Regions from separate parts of the Mus musculus genome. Here region 2 is linked to region 1. The links are chromatin loops, found by intact Hi-C in ENCODE. Cell type or tissue: left cerebral cortex. All regions are shown on one strand.

Evidence for each region. Hi-C counts contacts between places; a loop is a spot of excess contacts. Peaks named below come from ENCODE experiments on the same cell type or tissue, not always from the same donor. Only the 100,000 strongest peaks of a DNase experiment are listed, where the experiment ranks them.
Region 2: a loop joins it to region 1, with 7 times the contacts of the local background. A loop is called at or near these places in 2 of 42 quality-filtered maps.

What each region holds. Positions count from the first base shown.
Region 1 is chr6:73,787,526-73,795,525 of GRCm38, reverse strand. No RefSeq gene overlaps it. Among named protein-coding and RNA genes, the nearest start is that of Gm31747, 180 kb to the right of the region's middle. In left cerebral cortex, no CTCF peak of the experiment used is centred here; DNase peaks (open chromatin) are centred at 3,124 and 3,279.
Region 2 is chr6:73,640,973-73,648,972 of GRCm38, reverse strand. No RefSeq gene overlaps it. Among named protein-coding and RNA genes, the nearest start is that of Gm31747, 36 kb to the right of the region's middle. In left cerebral cortex, CTCF peaks have their summits at 2,237 and 3,708; DNase peaks (open chromatin) are centred at 2,297, 2,629, 3,416, 3,897 and 1 more place; H3K27ac peaks cover 399 bases.

The DNA of each region.
Region 1 (8,000 bases):
ATGCCCTCATTTTTGTTCTCGCCCGCTCTCTGTTTAGTAAACCTTCTGTCCACATCTGCTGAGAGTCTTAACTGTTCCTTAGCAAAGCCTCTGGCAGAGAAAGTTTTCCATCCAAACACAGTTAAATATTAAGACAATGCCCTCTGGCAGGCTTCCTCTCTTCCTGCTTTAGTTCTGTAAAGAACAGAGAAAATTCATTCGTGGTTTAGGATTTCAGATATGACAGAATCTGCAATTGAACATTTTGTACTAATGATGTATTTCTTATTGTTTTCTAAATTCCAGTTTGGTTGCAGGCATCACCCTTCAGTGAATACTGTCTCTTGATAGATGGGTTCATGACATTTACTGCTTCATAAAAACCACAACCAGGATACATAACAAATTAAATGTCTCAGGGGAAGGAATTTACCAGGGGAATAAAATGGTCTCATGTGAAGAACTGTGCTTAGGTGAGTGAAAGGTGGCTGTTAAGAGTCTCCACGAATAGATACACTCTGTGGCTTCTCGAGAATAATAAAACCATAACTCAGTTCTGTTCAATATAGTGTGTTAGAGAAGCTTTCAGATGACACAACCAAAGAAAAAAATCACTTCAAGCACTTCAGTGCCTCTGATATTAAAACAGATATTCATTTTTGCATAGTAATACCATTTGTCTTAGGAAACATTCCCACAGATCCTCCTACCATCCCTGCAACCTGTTGCTAAAGACAGAAACCAAGGTCTTGAGTAAACTAAACAGGTTCTCTACCACTGAGCATGCCCCTATCTCTATGTCCCTTGGTTTACTTATAGATATTCTCACCATAACAATGAGATTGGGACTGTGCTGGAATTAAAGTTCTGTGCCACCAGACCCATCTCATTGCTGATCTCAGGTGACCATCTATACTGCTAGTGAAATTGGTAATTTTATCTTAAAATAACCTGACCAGAAGTGAAAAGAAAAGGACTAAAAGTGGGAAGGAGAAACCAACCTTCAAGCCCACCGTGAAATGTAATTTGCTAGAGCTTTTAAAAGAGGTTAAACATCACTTGCTTGGAATTGTTGAGTTCTGCCAAAAGATAGTTATAGATCTATTCTATCAGATTAAAGCCACATATTGGAAACTTTTTTATCATGTTAGAGTTCCACCTACTTATCTACACACTTTCCATGCAGGCTCAATATTCTACAGCCTATATTGCCTGTCTGTAGACTCTGTTCTCCTAACTAGACTGCCTTGTCTGCCCTCAGTGGGAGAGGATGCACTTAGCAGCAGGAGTAGGAAACTAAGAGACCACACATCAACCATAAGCACAGAGCAGAAAGATAGAACTGAAAATGATTCAAGGCTTTTAGCCTCAAAGCCCATCTCCAGGGACATACTTCATTCAGCATAGAAGCAAACACCTACATCTCCCCAAACTCTGGCACCAACTGGGGACCAAGTGGTAAGTGTCAGAGACTATAGAGGGCAGTTATCATTTAAACAATCACAGTATGCCACAATCATTTGCTTAAAGTTGTCAAATCTTTACTACCTTCCTCAAAACACTAGCTACTTGGTCTAACCTGGCCACTTAAGTTATTTACCTTAGTTCTACCTGCATTATTGACATTTCTGTTGTGCCAACAGTCTTTAGAAAAGAAATATCAGATAGAAAGAATTTGTCTAGGCTTACAGTTCCAGAGATGGCATAGTATATTGTATATTTCTCAGGCTAACCAAGAGAACACTATGAATGTTGGTTATGAAAGTATGCAGACTACAGAAAATGTTCTTTGCTTGAAGTACAGCAATTATTCTTGACCTATCTTAAACCAGCATAATCAACAGCAAGGACATTAGTTTGCCAAACACAGCACAAGGCAAGGAAGGTATGATAGCAGGAATAAAAAGCTGACTGATGATATTGTATCTCTTCTCCAGAAACAGAAAGTACAGTGAAAGAGCCCAGGCTTATCCCCAGAAGATTCCAAAGTCTTCTGTAACAGCAGCACCAGCTGGGCACCAAGTGTTCAATCACACAAGCCTATAGTTACATTTCATATTCAAACTGAATGATCCTGGTTGACATTTGATTCCAATTTTTAACTTTTGTTTACTACTCAGCATCCTAAGTTATAGCATAAAACTGCTGAGGACCTGGAGACTCCACCCTGCAGCTGATTCAGATACAGATAGCCAGAGTCAAACAAAGGACAGAGCTTAGGAACTCTTATGGAAGAATAGGAGGAAGGATTGATGGCTCCAAAGGGAATAGAAACTCCACAGGTAGACCAACAGAGTCAGTTAACCTGGACCCCTGGGGCTCTCAAAATCTGAACCACTAACCAAAGAATATACGTGGTCTGGACCTAAGCCTCTCCACACATATGTAGCAGATATGCAGCTTCGCCTTCCTCTGGGTCCCAAACAATTGGACCAGAGGCTATCCCAAAAGCTGTTGCCTATAAGTGGAATATGTTCTACTATCTGGGCTGTTCTGTCTAGTTTTAGTGGGAGAGGAAGTGTCTAGCCTGGCAAAGACTTGTACCAGCAGGAGAAGTGAATGGGGCATGTGGGAAGGACTATGAATGGGGTGACCAGGAGGGATACAGTGAGCAGGATGTAAAGTAAATAAGTAAAAAAAAAAAATTAATAAGATGCTGGAGTTAAGGCTCGGCAGTATTGTTCTAAGCGTCCACATTAGGAAGCTCACAGTAACCTGTAACCTAGTCCCATGGGGCCCAACATCTTCTTGTGGTCTCCCCAGGGTACTACAAGCACACAGGCATGCAAACAATTAAAAATGGGAAAATCTTTAAAGTAATGAATTTGAAAGATAGCAAGATGAGTGCATGAAAGATTCTGAAGAGAGACAAGGAAGAGGTAAGTAATGTTATTATAACCTCAGATTTTTTTTTAATTAATGATTAAACAACAAACACTAGCAAGTCTGGAAGATCGTAAGTATGACCTAAGCAAATGCAGCATGACCTAGCACCAGGGCTGGGACACACAGAAGGGTCCAATACTGAGCCACTGTGTGCATTGCTCCTGCTCTGTGGTGCTTCCTCTGTGTCTGTCTGTGCTCCTTCACACATACACCCACACATTCTGCATTTGAAAACTCGTATATTTCTCAAGCCAATTAAGAGACTGTGCTATGAATGTTTTGCAAATAGTTAGTTAGGAAAGTATGTAGACTACAGAAAATGTTCTTTGCTCGAGGTACAGTAATTATTCTTGATTTATCTTGAACCAACATGATCAACAGTAAGAACGCTAGTGTGACAAAACTGCTCTCTATGAAGATGCAAACAGAAGGGAAGAATATGCAGAGAGGACATTTAAATCACTGGGTGGATTAAGTCACAGCAGCCCACTGTGAAAAATGAAAGCAACAGAAATGGGGGTGGGAAAAGCTGTGATAATTCTAATGAGACCCAGGGATTATGCATTTTCTCAGACTGGCATAACAAATGTTTTCCTTATAAAAAAGAAAAAAAAGAGGCATTTAACTCTGCGTTAGCCAAAGTGTTTTTAAGTTGCTATGATGACTTGATTTATTTCATTTCTTCTCATTTGTGATCTAACTGTATGTAGCATATATAGAAATCACAAATATGAGAAGAATGAATAAAAGATATACTGGCCCCTTTCTTTTGTGGGGGCTGTGAAATGATGAATTTTCTAATTTCTTTTTAATTTTCTTGCATGCAGTGTTATATAAAAGTTTTCTTCAAGATTGAAACTTTCCATTCTGCAGGGAAGCTCCCTAAGCAGAGAGGTAAGCAGCTCACAAGAGCTTCAGGAAGTCCCTGAAACTGACCAGATTTATTATTCTCCTCCCAACCATAGTAAGCAATACAGCTTGTTGAGAGTCACCTAAGCCAAGCTGCAAAAAAAGACTCTCAGATTAGAGCAGCAACCTGGAAGACGCAGAAACAATCTAAGCTGCCTCAAAGAGGCTTATACCAACTGAGTCACTGGAAAAGGCACTTCAACCTGTTGAGTTGCCTTCAGGTTGTTCAGTGCAAGCCAAAATTCCAGCTTTGGTGAACTGTCAACCATGCTGGAGTGTGCTTTGGTGGTGCAGCTATTTTTGAGTCATTTCTGCTCCTTTGAATAACCCCCATCCATATTCTTCAAAATAATCCCAATAACATTTATTGGATTTTGATGGTATCTGTACTATGGGTGCCTTATCTGGGGTGAGTAGATGTGAATGTTGTATCTCCCTAGGAATGATCTTGTCACAAAATAGGAATAAAAGAAAATCTTCTTATGGCGTCACAAATCCCAGCATACCTTGGGTGTAGTCCAGTCCTTTTCTTTGATAACATCATGCCTTGCAGTTATATTAACGAATAATTCACATCACCAAGAGTGAAACGGTTTTGTTATAGATAATGAATGTGACGTAAGAAAACCTGATGTGTCTGCTTGAGCTCAAAGCACAGTGTACTGTACACATCAGCAAGATGGAAGAAAGGACTTGAAAGTTCTTAATCACAAAGCAATGGTAAATATTTGAGGGTATAGATATGTTAAGCTTAATGCAAAGATGACAGAAAGGTGGGGAGATAACTTAGTAGGTAACGTCTTGCCACAAAAAGCATGAGGGCATGAGTTTAAGTCCCCAGAACTCATGTAAGAACCAGATGCAATAGAGCAGGTATCTGTAACTCCATAGCTCCTATGACATAATGGTGGATGAAGACAAGAGAATCCCTGGAAGTTCAGGGAACAGCTAGCCAGGATAACACAAAATAATAAGACTATGCCTCAAATGAGGAGAAATGTGAAAAAAGATACTGGAGACTGTCCTTGGACCACTGTACAAGTGTGTCATGCACAAATGATCATGTACATGAATGTAAATACTCAAAATAAATAAAGATTAGAAAAAGAATATACTTCTGGAAATATTATACTATTCCATTAATAGGTATAATTATGCTTTTATGTATCATTTAAAATAAGTTAAATGAAAATACAAAACACTCCAGTGTTGATGACTCAAAAGTCAGTATTGAAATAAGAGCTGGTATTAGAGATTGGACAAAGACAATGATTCAAAAAATAAAAATGTTACCTATTACAGAAAGAGAGTTTCAGGGAAAATATGTCTTTTTAAGATTTAAATATTATTGTAAATATTTAGATTAAAATTATATATTGCCCCTTACTTTTTCCAAGTGACTGAATTACTACAAAAAATAATTCTATCTGTTGAAAGAAAAAGCTCTATGCTTTTCATGCTGATGCTGATTTCAGCCTTTGTTTAAAGGAGAAATTGTTTATTTGTCTCACAGTTCCAGGTTACAGCCCATCACTGCAGGGAGGCACAGTGACAGGAACTTTTAGCAGTTGGTCAGATTCACAGCCAACAGCAGAGAGTAATACATACCTAGGTAGTACTCGGAGGGCTCTCTCCACTCCCATACAATTCAGTATCTAAAGCTGCAGACTGAAGCTGCCTGCATTTAGACAGGGTGTTTCTTGTAAATATATTTAAGATGATTCTCCATAGACATACCCATAGGCTAGTGATCCCAAAATCTCCATAGACATACCCACAGGCTAGTGATCCCAAAACAAGACTTAGTATTTTTTAAATAATAAGGATCATATGGATGTGAGTTTTTGGAGCACTCTTTCTGAAACTTCGCAATGCTGACAAGAGGGAGGGATAAATCCTCACTGCCTGTTCTACCCACTACATTGTAGGACCACAATCCTTTTACTTACCAGGTGCCTCTCACAGGCCCATCCACAATCGGAACAATGAAAGATGCCTTTAGACATTACTAAATTTCTCCTGAGGGAAAAAAAAAATTACTCTAAATCAAAACCACTCCTACCTCTGGCTGGAAAGAATAACCAAGCTGTCATCTGAGTTGGTCTGACAGCTCTATGGAACAGACACAGATCAGATGTAGGATATGAAGGGGGCGGGGGGGCATTCAAGAACTAACTAACCAACAAGAAGGGTGAATGAGAACAGAAATAGGGGAGCTACAGAGATAGTTTAGCAGTTAAGAGCACTTGTTTCTCTCACAGAAAACCTGGGTTCGATTCCTAGTATCTGCATAGCTCACAACCACTCAAAGTTCCCATTTCAGGAGATCTGATGCACTTGCACTCTTTCCATGAGGGCATCAGGCCTTCATGTCGGGCACATGGAAGCAGTTCACTACAAACAAAAATTTTGCTGCTTACAGAAAACTCATCTCAGAGAAAAAGATAGACAGTACCTAAGAATGAAAGGCTGGAAAACAATTTTCCAAGCAAATGGTATGAAGAAACAAGCTGGAGTAGCCATTCTAATATCTAATAAAATCAACTTCCAACCCAAAGTCACCAAAAAAGACAAGGAGGGGCACTTCATACTCATCAAAGGTAAAATCCTCCAAGAGGAACTCACAATTCTGAATATCTACGCTCCAAATACAAGGGCAACCACATTCATTAGAGACACTTTAGTAAAGCTCAAAGCACACATTGCACCTCACACAATAATAATGGGAGACTTCAACACACCACTTTCACCAATGGACAGATCATGGAAACAGAAACTAAACAGGGACACAGTGAAACTAACAGAAGTTATGAAACAAATGGATCTGACAGATATCTACAGAAAATCTTATCCTAAAACAAAAGGATATACCTTCTTCTCAGCCCCTCATGGTACCTTCTCCAAAATTGACCACATAATTGGTCACAAAACAAGCCACAACATATACAAAAATATTGAAATTGTCCCATGCATACTATCAGATCACCATGGACTAATGCTGATCTTCAATAACAACATAAATAATGGAAAGCAACATTCACGTGGAAACTGAACAACACTCTTCTCAATGATACCTTGGTCACAGAAGGAATAAAGAAAGAAATTAAGGACTTTTTGGAGTTTAATGAAAATGAAGCCACAACATACCCAAACTTATGGGACACAATGAAAGCATTTCTACGAGGAAAACTCATAGCTCTGAGTGCCAAAAAAAAAAAAAAAAAACTAGAGAGAGCACACATTAGCAGCTTGACAACACACCTAAAAGCTCTAGAACAAAAAGAAAGCAAATTGACCCAACAGGAGTAGACAGCAGGAAATAATCAAACTCAGGGGCGAAATCAACCAAGTGGAAACAAGAAGAACTATTCAAAGAATCAACCAATTGAGGAGCTGGTTCTTTGAGAAAATGAACAAGATAGATAAACCCTTAGCCAGACTCACTAGAGGGCACAAAGAAAGCATCCTAATTAACAAAATCAGAAATGAAAAGGGAGACATAACAATAGATCCTGAAGAAATCCAAACACCATCAGATCCTTCTACAAAAGGCTATACTCACCAAAACTGGAGAACCTGGATAAAATGGACAAGTTTCTAGACAGATACCAGGTACCAAAGTTAAATCAAGATCAGGTTAATGATCTAAACAGTCCTATATCCCATAAAGAAATAGAAGCAGTCATTAATAGTCTCCCAACCAAAAAAAGCCCAGGACCAGATGGGTTTAGTGCAGAGTTCTATCAGACCTTCAAAGAAGGTCTAATCCCAGTTCTTCACAAACTATTCCACAAAATAGAAAGAGAAGGTACTCTACCCAACTCATTCTATGAAGCCACAATTACTCTGATACCTAAACCACAAAAAGACCCAACAAAGATAGAGAACTTCAGACCAATTTCCCTTATGAATATCGATGAAAAATCCTCAATAAAGTTCTCGCTAACCGAATCCAAGAACATATCAAAACAATCATCCATTCTGACCAAGTAGGTTTCATCCCAAGGATGCAGGGATGGTTCAATATATGGAAATCCATCAACGTAATCCAAATAAACTCAAAGACAAAAAACACATGATCATCTCGTTAGATGCTGAGAAAAAAATTGACAAAATCCAACCCCCATTCATGATAAAAGTCTTGGAAAGATCAGGAATTCAAAGCCAATACCTAAACATGATAAAAGCAATCTACAGCAAACTAGTAGCCAACATAAATGGTGAGA
Region 2 (8,000 bases), 150 kb after region 1:
GCACTTTGTAGTGGTTTAGTCTCTCAGTGCACACTAGACAAAAGCAACTTTAGAAAGAAAGGTTCTGTTGTTCCTTTTGGTTTGGTTTTGTTGTTTTGTTTTGTTCTGTTTTAGCTCACTGTTTGAGGGACAGTCCCTCATGGTGTGAATTCATGGTTGCTGGCATGAGAGACAGTTTGTCATGTGCACCCACTGACAGGAAACAAAGGTGAATGCTGGCACTCTACTCTGCCCATTTTCTTCTTTTTGTTAGGTATAAAACTTCAGCCAATGAAATGTTGCTACCCACATTTCGAGTGCATTTTCCAGTTTCCATTACCCTAATCTAGAAACTCTCTACGGGCAGTGGTGGCGCACGCCTTTAATCCCAGCACTTGGGGGCAGAGGCAGATGGATTTCTGAGTTTGAGGCCAGCCTGGTCTACAGAGTAAGTTCCAGGACAGCCAAGGCTATACAGAGAAACCCTGTCTCGAAAAACCAAAAGAAAAAAAAAAGAAAAGAAAAAGAAAGAGAGAGAGAGAGAGAGAGGGAGGGAGGGAGGGAGGGAGGGAGGGAGGAAGGAAGGAAGGAAGGAAGGAAGGAAGGAAGGAAGGAAGGAAGGAAGGAAGAAAGAAAGAAAGAAAGAAAGAAAGAAAGAAAGAAAGAAAGAAAGAAACTCTCTCTAGATGTTACCTGTGTCTAAACATTACCTGAGTATTATCTCCTGAATTACTCTACACTGGTCATGTGGAGTTACCAATGTTAACTATCACAACTATTGAAGGTTCCCAAGTGAAAAACTCAATCTAAAGGCTCAAAATATTAACCATTACTTCATTGACTGACAAATTTCCCCATAATTCCACAATCTAACAATGGTGTTTGGACTTTTACCATCCTTCAATGTTCCATGAAGAGTATGAAGTGTGGAAAGAAGGTGGAACACAAAGAAACCTGGAATCTGATAATTAGAATAATCCTGCCAAATAGCATTGTGGTTGTTTTGGTTGAGAAATATCCTCCGAAGTTTCATGTATTTGAATACTTGGTCTCCTGTTGATGGCCCTGTTTGGGAGGTTAGAGAACTCTTAGCAAGTGAAGCTTTGCTGGAAAACTGCCACTAGGTTAGGATTGTAGTGTGGATAGCCTAACCTCACTTCCTGTTCTTTCTCTGCATCCTGGGTATAGATGAAAATGTGATCAGCCAATGTATTCATCCTGACACCATGCTTTCCTTGATTTTTCCATGCCTTCCCAAATATCATGGATTCTGCTGCCCCAACTATAGGGCAAAATAACCCCTTTCTTCCCTAAATTGCTTTGGGGCAGGGTTTTTTATCATAGCAATGGAAAAGTAGCTGATATAACCATTGACTCACTGAAGAAATGAGATATAAGTCCAGATACTTGAACAAATACTTTAATGTATTTCCTTATCTACCACTAAGTTTAGACTTGATCATCTTTTCATTGTTAGGGCCAAGGAACATTATGCTCTAGAAATGGTAGCCATCTCAGGAAAAAGACAGTAGTATCTACTGTTTCATTTTCTAGAGCAAAGAAAAGTCTGCTTTTCACACCAGAATGACACTTAGCCAACTTCAGTTTTCCACCTACCCGAAGAAATATTTAAGAAGAGCATTCAAATATGAACAGTTTGAAAATTTATTTTCATCTTAAAGTATTTTTCCTATTCTAGGAACTGAGTAAGAGTCTTCAGTGGGGGTGGCCACAGACTGGGAAAACTTTAAAACAGAGTTTTCCCCAGTATTTCTGAAACATATTCATTGGCTTAACTGATTTATCTTCAGCTGAATACATTTTTACTTACATCTCTTACTTTACATATTACATATTATTTCACAGATTTGCATATTATATGTATTTATGCATCTTAAGCCATATATAAAACTTGAAAAGCGTTTTTCCTATGAGATTATACACATAGCTCAAATATTAAATATTTGGCATTTAGATTTTAAAGTAAAATTTTTAGGTTTCCCATAAGAATATTTGATAGAATATATAATATCCTCAAGGTAAAGAAAGAAAAGAGCTGGGAAACAAAGAGCAAAAAAAGCAGCCTCTGTTCTTACAAAGAACATCTGAACTAGAGCACAGAGATCACCCACAACCTGGGGTACCTCATGTTTTGATGCATGCATGCCCTTGGCAAAGAAAAAAAATCAAACAAGACAAAAGCACAGCAAGTAACACTGAGAAGCTTCTCACACTTTCCCCTGGAGGAATACTGTCTCCTAGAGGAAGTTACTCATGAGACTGGCTGCTTGTAACCTCCTCCGGTTCTCTGTGGGAATCACTCATACCTAATGCACAAACACAACCTGGTAGGTGATTCACATAGCCCTGCCCCAGATTCCATTAAAGACTAGATTTCCCTGCAGGTCTCTAATCTGCTATTGGCCATAACCTAACCTCATGTATAAACCAAAAGTCAACCAGAGATGAGCATCTCGCAATGAACAAATCACTACTGCGGATGATGCTAATCACCACGCTAAGGAAAAGTCTATCAGCCATTGTACAGATCTGTACTCAGTGAGTACAGCTTGAAAGAAAACATCTCCCAACCTTCCAGGCATGTGAACATTTAGTTCCCGCTGATGGCTCTGTTTTGGGAAGTTGAGGAAGTATGTTCTTACTAGAAAAAGTATGCCACTGGGGCAGGCTTTGAGAGTATACAGCCTTGTCCTACTTCTAGTTTGTTCTCTCTTCTTTGTGCTTTCAGTAAAGGGTGTGAATTCCCACCTTTATGCTCCAGCCCCCATACCAGCTTCAAATGAAACCATCCTTCTGGAATCACTCTTGGTCGTGGTGTTTTATCACAGCAACAGGAAAGTAGTTCACTAATATGCTCACTAAACAAAACAAATCTTTTTATTATGCGCAAACAAATGCACAAAATAAAATAAATAAAAGGAGAATTCCTGATTTTCTAGACATTGGCAGCTATCTAATGTGGACCTTCTGCAATCCTACCATTGCTAACCTCTATTAAAAATTATACTTAAGCCAGCGTGGTGGTGCACGCCTTTAATCCCAGCACTCCTGAGGCAGAGGCAGGTGGATTTCTGAGTTCAAGGCCAGCCTAGTCTACAAAGTGAGTTCCAGGACAGCCAGGGCTATTCAGAGAAACCCTGTCTCAAAAGAACAAAAACAAAACAAAAACAAAAAAATTGTGCTTGATGCTCTTACTGGTAAATGCAATGTTTGTGGAAAGGCTTTAGGACTAGAAGCTGGTCAGCTGGACATCTACATCTGTTCTCTGCCAGAGAGCTCTGCCAGCTGTCTTTTGTGTCTCAGCAGTCAGCAGTAGGCTTACCCTTACAGTGTCTGCTGCTTCTGGTTTTCTCCTTGGAAAGAACAAGGACCTGGCAGGAATTATGTGTAACTTCCTTTCAGCTGCCACAAACGACCACAAGCATATCCCAGGAAACAGCCCGTGGCATCTTCTCCTTAGTGGTTGATTTTTATTCTTTTATTCTGAGTGAGCTTGTTCTTCTGTCAAGGCTTTTTAGCCAACACCAGATCTGGAAAACATACAATGCTTGCAATGGCTGTAAATTATTTCTATGATTTTTGTTGTTATTGTTGCAAAGACAAACCAGCCAATGTGACTTCTTTTCCTAGCTACTAAAACCTTTCCTTTTACAGTGACTAAGTGATACTGCCCATTTGAAAACCACTTCAGTGCTGATAATGACTGCCTTAAAAGCTAGAGGTTGTTAATCTCACTACTAGTGGCCTGTATAGGAACATCACCAAGGAAAACATCTGCTCATTGGAGGGAAAGCCAACAGCAGTCTCTGGAATCCCACAGACTTGGGCATCTCCTCCTCCTCTGTCCCAATTTAAAATTTAAATGACTCCAAGTCAGAGAAAGCAAACTCTTATCACCAGATGCCACTTGCCACATTCCAAGAGCCCATCTGCTCCATTAAACGCCTCCATTGGCCACTTCACACAAGGCTCTAGAAAGAGCTTCTAAATTGATTTGGGTTCCCTCCAGTTTGTTAAGCTGATTTTCACAGGCAAGCAGCTTTATGAACATGGCAGTAATTGATACGTCATAGTCATTCAGTAACCTTCTGGGGCCAACATGTGAGCATCCTCCCTCCTTCCTCATGTCATTTTGCTGAGAAGGACCTATCCAATCCCAGCTCTCATTACAATGTGAAGTCATCTTGGAGCCAGAGCAAATGAAGGAAACATCTGTTGGAGTTTAAATGTGAAAGGTCCTGGGAGGCCTCTCTGAAGAAGGTATTGTTTGATAGCCTAGCGCATTTCCTCTTTTTCCTGACTACAAAATGGCACAAGTATAAGGGAATAGAGGGGGAGATGGGAGTGGGTGGGTGGGAGGGTGGGTTGAGGAACACCCTCCTAGAAGCAGAGAGAGGCAGGATGTGATAGGGTGTTTCCAGGAGGGAGGAAAACTGGGTTATCACATCAAGTGTTTCCCAAAGGAAAAAGAAATGACTAATCATCTCATTCACTGACACCATGCCTTCTTTATTTATTTATTTTATTTATTTATTTATTTTATTTTATTTTATTTTTTGTCTTTTCGAGACAGAGTTTCTCTGTATAGCCCTGGCTGTCCTGGAACTCACTTTGTAGACCAGGCTGGCCTCAAACTCAGAAATCCACCTGCCTCTTCCTCCAGAGTGCTGGAATTAAAGCTGTGTGCCACCACAGCCCCGCGACACCATGCCTTCTTAAGCACACGAGGCTGTATCCTTTCTTAAGATCTAAGCCAAAACATAATCTGCCTCCCTCAAGTTGTTACTTGCTGGGCATTTGGGTTTTGTCCTTTTTTCTGGTCTCTCTAAGAATGGCTCAGCAGTTAAGCATACTTGCTGCTCTTATAAAAGATCCAGATTCAATTCTCAGCGCCAACATGCACTCACAACCATTTGCAACTTCATTTCCAGGATGATCCAAGCCCTCTTCTGACCTCCACAGGGACTGCATGCCTGTGGTACACTAACATACCTACAGCAAAAAACACTTATACACATAAAAGAAAGATAAATAAATATTTTATAATGTATTTGATAGGAATCTATCTCACAGTGATAAAATTTGAAAACACTACTGATTTTAGACCCCACATTTTGATACTTAGATGGATGCAGTGAGAAGAGCAGGGATTTGGTTTTGTAAATATGTTTGTGGCCTTTTTTTCTTCTTCTTCGCTTTCTAGAATCTAAAGAGAAATAATAAAATAATACCGATATGATTGTAATTGCGTGTGGGTTTATTTATTTGTTTTTCGTTTGTTGTTTTGTTTGTGGATTTTGGTGGGGTTTGTCTGGGTGGGAGGGGTGTCTTTCTTTCCTTCTCATGTTAATTTCACAGGAAGGTCTCCTGGGTTTCTCAAAGAGACTTCTGCCAGAGCACACCCACAAAAAAATGAACACAGGCAAGAATTTACCACCAACACCAACTCTATCCCATCAATGAAGCCCCTTGACCTCTCTAGTTATAATCTTAGGGAAGATCCTTTTAAGATAAAGTTCAGGTTAGTGGGCTATATCTATAATTCCATCACTTCAGAAATAGCAACAAGAGGATAGGAGCATGAAGTAGTTCACATGGTAGTTCACACCACTTCTTCTGGAATAACAGGCAGACTCCATTCCTTAAGTTTTGTCCTTTTTTCTGGGCTCTGTAAGAATGTCTCCTCTTGGTTCCCTTATGTCTCTACCAAGTCTCAGTATTTTCTGCTTAGTGTTTCACTTCTACCCGTCTTACAGTGTCTTAAGCTCCTCTGCCTTATCTACACTAACCCCATAAACTCTCTGGTCTAACTTATACTTATGGCCTCTGTATCTGTGTTTCTAGCCCCAACCCTTCTGATAACACATCATCTGTCTAGCTACCTGCAAAGAGATATGCATGCATTCAAAGCTGGACTCTGTATTTCTGACAAAGAGCTGGATGCAAACCTCTCTGTCCTAATATCACTGTCATCGCAGAAGCAGAACTCAAGGAGGGGATGGAGGTAAGGAGAGAGGAAGGGAGGGAGGGAAAGAAGAGAGGGAGGAAGGGAGGAGGGAAGAAGGAAATATGGTGGGTAGGAAGGAAAGAAAGAAGAAAGGAAGAATGGAAGCGAAGTAAAAAGAAAGATTGCCAAGGAACATGTGTAGTTAATAGCCCCAGTTTAGCTCTACCCAACCCTGTATTTGAACATCTTAAAATTCTACAAATTATAGAAGACAGTCACTAATGGGAATATTTTTTATCTGCACACATGTATGCTATGTCTGGTAAATACAACAAACCATCACCCTATAGATAATATCCAAGTTGCCAGTTTTTACTCTATTTATAAGTTTAGTCCACTTAACTGTGCAGTAGTTTTAATTGTCCTTTGGTTAAAGTTGCCATACTTAACATATAAAATACAAGATAATCAGATAGACTTGATTGCTGAGTAAACAATGATTTGGAGGAACAAGGGCGGGCTTAGACAAAATGCTAACAGCACTCATATTGAAAAATTATGTGTTGTTTATCTGAAGGTCAAGTTTAACTAGAAATCCTGGACTTTAGTAATCATAGATTTGATTTCTCATTAGTTGCCTTGTTAGTAAGTAAAGTGAGAATTTTAATATATATTCATTTCTTTTTTAATATTCATTTCATATTGTATCAAAGTCTGGGTTCTTCCTTAAAATTATCCCTAATTTTATACTTTGTAACCTCCTTCAGCCTAGACAGGCTGGTTCAGGTCAGATGCCACAGAGGCAGGGCCACCTGCTGTGCTGCTTCTCCAACTCAACTAGTTTCCTTTGACTTGACACTGCCTGCCACCTGCCGTGAGGCCTAACCAGTTCTCCAAGATTTTCTGGAGTTAACTGCAACTGTGAATCTGGCAAATTACTGCTAGAAGGCTGTGCTGACAACATCAAGAAACTTGATATGACAGGGGATGGTTTTCCCTCTTTATAAGCGCAGACTTTTACTAAACATTGGAACCTTGAACAGACTAGCATGTCTTGGTTTCCATTATTTCTCGACCCACCTAGGTTCCTTCTTCTCAGAAAGATTACATGTCAGCAAAAGGGCATTAGGATTTAGTTCCTGTGGGCTGGGGGCTTATCTTTGTTCACATAGCAACCAGCTGATGTATGACTTTACCCCGAGTCAAGGGGCAGTAGACAGAGGGGAGGTTCCGGCCAGGTGGTGTTGACCCAGACAAGATAGCCCTGTTTGTCCACACATTCCTCTTTATCTTATAGGTTAAGCTGTTCCCAAGAATGTTTTAATTACGGGGCATACCCAGGTTTGTTTTTCTTTATTTTCAGCCGCAGGCAGCCTCTAGGCTCACAAACAACCAGCAATTTCTGAGTACTTTATATGACTTACCGGTCTTGAAATTTTATCTTTCTTTCAGGATAACATTAAGTATGTCCATCTTTATGGGCTGTCCAAGGAGCCAGCTTCAGTGGCAAAGGAAACATTTTCCATCAATGATATATCAACAAAAGAAAATGATAGGCAAACCAACACCTCGGTCTCTGTCTCCTCATTGCCTTTGCTTCCTGTCACCACAGGTGAATGCTTTGAATCATCATATGTTCCTACCGTGATGTGCTGCCTCACCCCAACCAGGAATCATGGAACTCCAGTTACCATGAACTGAAACCTGTGAAGCCAGGAGACAAAAAAAAATGTACTCTATTAAGTCAGTTGTTCAAATCTTTTGTCATAGATATAAAAGCTAATCAACCAGAAAAGGCACACTGCAGGCATCCATTATCACCTCCTGGGCTCCTCATCAAAGCATGGCTAGGGTGTACATTTATTCTCCTTCAATTTAAAGAATAATAATAATAATATCAATAATTATAAATTTACTATACTCCTATTTTTAAAGATGTGTGTGAGTTTGTTTGTTTCTTTGTTTCTATATGTACATATGTTGACATGCCTATAGAGGCCAGAAAATGGTATCATATTCTCTGGAGTTGTAGTTACAGGCAATTGTGAACAAT